Linked DNA regions of Mus musculus: region 1 is linked to region 2. Evidence: chromatin loops called from intact Hi-C (ENCODE). Cell type or tissue: heart. All regions are shown on one strand.

Region 1 (2,500 bases), 140 kb after region 2:
GTAATAGGCACTGGCAGCGGCTTCTGCAGCCTTGGCCTCGGCTGTTAAAGCAAACACATGGGGAGATAGCAGCAAGCGGTGAGCCCCTCCTCCGCCCTCATCCAAGCTCCTAGGCCCATTTGTAGGCGAGAACACTGAGTTACAGAGGTGATCTTCTGACTCCAAAAAGGTCACCATAAGCCAAGAAGCCACAGAGTCCTCATCTCACCGTACCTTTGGATTTGTGTTCTGTGGCACCTGGGATAGAGCCCAGGCCCAGCCCACTCAAGCAAGTGCACACTGAACCACACCCAGCCCTTGGATATAGCTCTTCACCACCAGGCTACCACTGTGCTGGTGCCTTTTGGGTGGTCTGTAACCCAGAGGCCCTTCATCATTTGACCGTCAGTAGTCTCCAGCCATTGTTGGGAGTTCTCTGCAAGCCCTTGGGGAGGAGAGGACTGGTCATGAAGGACTGCTGGCAGCTGAGAGGCCTCACCTGCAGGAGTAGCGGGGGCACTGGGGCCGCTGACCGGAGGCTCCATGGGCCCAGGATAGGGTGGTGGTGGGGGCTGTACATAGCCCATGGCCCCATCCATCATGGGAGGTCCTGGATAGAACTCTGCTCGGGAAGAGAGCGACAGAGACAGTGAGCAGCCCCTTGGTTTCATAGGACTACACCTGGGATGTCCTAACTAGTCTTGGGATGCCCTCTAAACTCTCCAAGTCTGTTAGGTGTGTTTCCCCTCTGCAGCCTGAAGGTGTGGTTAGTGGGTGGGTGGGTGGGTGGGGTCTGAGTCTGGGCAGCAGAGGACACACTCACCGGGTGGGGGTGGTGGATAGGGGTAGCCAGGAGGGCAGGGGTACATTCCATTGGCGACTGGCGGGGGAAAGACATAGGCCCCGCTGGGCATGTAAGGGTACCCATAGGCTCCATTGGGGACTTCACCTCTGGAGGCTATAAGTACAAGGGGAGAGAGACATGAGTGTCACCTGCCCCAGGGACTGATGGGTCCCAGGACTGTGCCCACAGATGTGCCCTACCACCATTCCACTGCCCACCCCAAGGGGTCTGCCTAGGTCACCATGTGGTGAGGGGAGGGTGGGAAAAAGGACAAAGGGCAACATGGTGGGGTCAAGGCCAGGTGTGAGGGAAGTGGAGGGAGAGATGTGTTGGGGAAGGGTGAGGGATGAGGGGGAGGGGAAGGAGCGAGAGGGGAGGGGTGTTGAGCCCAGCACTGGGTGATTTACAATGGCTACTGGATGGTAGTTCAGGAGCTGGGTTTTTTGTTTGTTTTTCAGTGCAAACATTTCTGCTAAAATGTTGCCTGCCTGCTCTGGGCAGGGAAGCCTCAGAGGAGAATTACAGGTTTCTTCCCCAACTTCCCAGTCCTGTCAGCTGGGCCCAGAGAGTTACCTCCTAGTGTGAACGATACAAAATAAAAGGACAAACAAAAAACCCACATGTCTGATGTGTCCTTAGCCCCGAGTTTTTAAGGGCTTGGATACCTTGAGATGCCACCTGGAGCATCCTCTGCCCAAACTCAATGGCGCCCCCTGCTGTGAAGGTCAGCTTGTAGGAGGCGGAGCCTTCCCAGCCACCTGAGAAGGACAAGGACAGTCAATGGTGAGAGGGAAACAGGTTCAGTGCAGACAGACGGCTTGTCCTCTTCTGGCCACCGATGAGCACTAAGGAGGCCTGTGGGCAAGGGTGGGCCCTGTGCTGTAGACTGGCCCAGCTCCTGCTTGGGGGGGGGTCTTATCCTCTCAGCAGGACTTTCCCCACCCCCAGCCAAGTACCCACCCAGCACAAAGGCTATAGAGTTGCCTGGACAGCCAGCAGCAAGAGGGAGGTGGGGAGGTCTCTAACAAAGCACAAAGCACGTGGCAGCTCTCCTGGTAACTGGCATCAAGGTCCAGTGTAGAACTCTCCTGGTAAGGGGCCTCAAGACAAAACATGGCCCCTCAAGCCCAGAGGGAGGCTCACACAGAACCCCCTGGAGTCTGGGAGTTAGCCACAAAGCAGGCCCTGGCAGCCTCTGCTGGAGCAGCTGCCTTTCCCTACCTCTCATGAAAGGCCCCTCCTAGGAACAAGACACAACTCCTTCCCAAACCTAAAACCTGGGTCCTCCCTGGGTAAAAATAAACACATTTAGTTCTGTTGGGCTCACTTTCTGAGCAAAAGGCTGATTTTAACCCAGCACTTCCCAGCTCTTGGTAACCAAGGTCCCCAAGCACTGCTTAGCCATTAGCCTGGGTATCAAAAGTTAATTCACGCTAGGGGGCTGGAGAGATGGCTCAGTGGCTAAGAGCACTGTCTGTTCTTCCAGGGGTCCTGAGTTCAATTCCCAGTAACCACATGGTGGCTCAAAACCATCTGTAATGAGATCTGGTGCCTTCTTCTGGAGTGTCTGAAGACAGCTACAGTGTACTCACGTAAAATAAATAAATAAACCTTAAAAAAATAATCTCGGCTAGGAAGTGAGGCTTGGACAAGGAATGTGAAAAGGGCGTTTCCAGG
Region 2 (2,500 bases):
CAGTGCTTGGAAAGGTACCTTTCTCAGAATCGTGCTTTATACTGCAAACATCTCCCTTGGAGGAGTACATACAACATCTCACCGTTGCAAGCTGCTCTGAAATAAGCCAAAATCTTCAAGGTTGCATAAGTGAAACTTAGGAGACTTAAGCCTGGTAGTAATATAAAACAGTAGTCTCATGATCTATGGGTGATTGGGTTTCCAGGACACCCCACCTTCATGCCCTGTACATATGCAAATCCAGAGCTTCTCACAGTCTTTATTTAAAATGGTATATTTACATATGACTTATACATATATAACACAGGTTAATATAATTCCCCCTGCTAGTTCCAGATTATCTCAAATTATTGTTACACTGTATTGTTCAGAAAACGATTTAAAAAAAAATTTCACGTTCAACACAGATGCAATTTAAAAGAAGAAATTAAACCCATAGCTGTTTGAATTCATAGATGTGAACTATGAAAGGGGGCAGTGTATCTGCTGAATATATAGCATGAGCTATATATCAGATCAGATGAGCTATCCATCCTCAGATATGGCCGTGCAGCCATTGGTATAAACTCAGAAAGGCTGCAGAAGACTCGGAATGTGTTTTACCGAGGATGCCAGGAGTAGACAGTGTGGAGCCCAGAAACCAGGTGCAAACGACTTTCTGTGCAGAGTAAAAAACCCAGGCTAAGAACTGGCCTGGCAGGAGAGCATGGGGCAGGCTTATGGCTTAAAACTAAAGGCCACCTAGAGAAGTTGGCATGCACTTGGCTGTCACCCCTTCTTCAGTGCTGTGATCCCAGCAGCAAAAGCTTTTTTTTTTAACGTCATTTTTTATTAAATATTTTCTTTATTTACATTTCAAATGTTATCCCCTTTCCCCTCTGAAAACCCCCATCCCTTCTCCCCTCCCCCTGCTCACCAACCCACCCACTCCCACTTCCTGGCCCTGGCAGCCCCCATACTGGGGCATAGAACCTTCACAGGACCAAGGCCCTCTCCTTCCGTTGATGACCGACTAGGCCATCCTCTGCTACGTATGCAGCTGGAGCCAACAGCAAATTTTTGAGGAAAGGTACATCCTTGTGAGATAGGCAGCCCTGTGGAACACAAAAGACTTACTGCTCTCTGGAAGAGCAGATAATAAAGAACAGGGGACACACACACACACACACACACGGGTGTCCACTGATGCCAGAAGAGGTGTCACTTTTCTGGAACTAGAGTTTAGAGTTGATTGTGAGCTGTCAGGTGTGCACTAGGAGTTGGAGTCTTCTGCAAGAACAGCAAGTGCTTTTAACCTCTGAGCCATCTCCCCAGCTCTGTTGGATTTATATGAGAGGATTTTGTTGTTCTAAACTTTTGATTTGAATAATTCTAAGAGGACGGACATACTGCTAGAGCAGGTCTTGTAGTTTATCTTCTGTTAAGCTAATGAGTTGCGCCATGGCCGTCTACCCACTAGATGGCGCTCTCTACTTTTAAGGATCTAATTTTAACTGGTTATGTAGAGGTTCTCAAAACATTTGGTTTCATGAGACAACTTAGAAATGCAGATCCCAAGGAGCTTCTGTTCATTGTATATATTGGTATTAGAAGTTAAACTGAGATGCAGACTCTTTGACTTCAGCATAGGGCAGGATGTAGACTGAGAGCCTTAGAGCTCCAGGTTCAATGAAAGACCTTATCTCAGACAATCAGGTGGAAAGCAATGTAGGAGGGTCCCAGACTCCTATCTCTGACTTCCATGTACACACGTGCAGGCAACACACACATGCATGCAACTACGTGAACACTCAGAAACTCAATTGGTAGTTTGCTAAAACAGTTGCTCTGTTCTACTGTGTGTGTGTGTGTGTGTGTGTGTGTGTGTGTGTGTGTGTGTCCTGCAAGACAGCCTGTATCTGTAGCCCTGGCTGTTCTGGAACTCATCTGTACAGCAGGTCTGTCTGCCTCTGCTGGGATTGAAGGTGTGCACCACTACTCCCAGCTGTTTTGTTTTTGAGAGAGTCTCACAGGCTGAAGCCCAGGCTGGCCTGCAATGCCCGGTATTCCAGGCTCCTCTCAGATTCTCTGTGATCCTCCTGCCTTAGCCTCCCAAGCACAAGCCACAATGCCCAACCTCTGGTGTGTCTCTCAACACTTCAGTAGGCCTTTTACCATGGATGACTTCACAACACCAGACCAGAGCCTCGGTTTCTCTTCTCTGGGAAATGAGCATCATCATGAAATCTGCCTCTTTCGTTTGATGAGGGTTAAAGTAGTGCTGGGTGCCTGCGATTGGTAGCATCAGGTGCCTCTACTCACTTCCCAGGCTGGTCAGCCGATGTCGTTGACTACAGAATGGCGAGGCCTGTGCTTGGAGCCACAGTGTGGTGAGAGGAGCAGGCATAAAGGTGAGGGCTCGGAGAGGGCGGGCAGGCAGGCATGCTGTGGTGCGTGAAAGCTGGGAGGGAAGGCAGTGACAGCCAGATGCAGACCTGAAACAGCACAGAGCTAAATGGGA

Evidence for each region. Hi-C counts contacts between places; a loop is a spot of excess contacts. Peaks named below come from ENCODE experiments on the same cell type or tissue, not always from the same donor. Only the 100,000 strongest peaks of a DNase experiment are listed, where the experiment ranks them.
Region 1: a loop joins it to region 2, with 2.6 times the contacts of the local background. A loop is called at or near these places in 4 of 42 quality-filtered maps.

What each region holds. Positions count from the first base shown.
Region 1 is chr11:116,079,744-116,082,243 of GRCm38, forward strand. Wbp2 (WW domain binding protein 2) reads right to left here. Exons shown (of 8, transcript NM_016852.3): 4 at 1,489-1,581; 5 at 803-937; 6 at 479-601; 7 at 1-41. Among named protein-coding and RNA genes, the nearest start is that of Unc13d, 3.0 kb to the left of the region's middle. In heart, a CTCF peak has its summit at 1,537 (motif pointing left); DNase peaks (open chromatin) are centred at 302 and 1,604; H3K4me3 peaks cover 289 bases; H3K27ac peaks cover 894 bases.
Region 2 is chr11:115,938,431-115,940,930 of GRCm38, forward strand. The region is part of intron 3 of Sap30bp (SAP30 binding protein); the gene reads left to right. It overlaps Gm39474 (a long non-coding RNA gene), which reads right to left. Exons shown (of 2, transcript XR_880317.3): 2 at 1,442-2,474. Among named protein-coding and RNA genes, the nearest start is that of Gm39474, 3.1 kb to the right of the region's middle. In heart, a CTCF peak has its summit at 1,457 (motif pointing right); no DNase peak of the experiment used is centred here.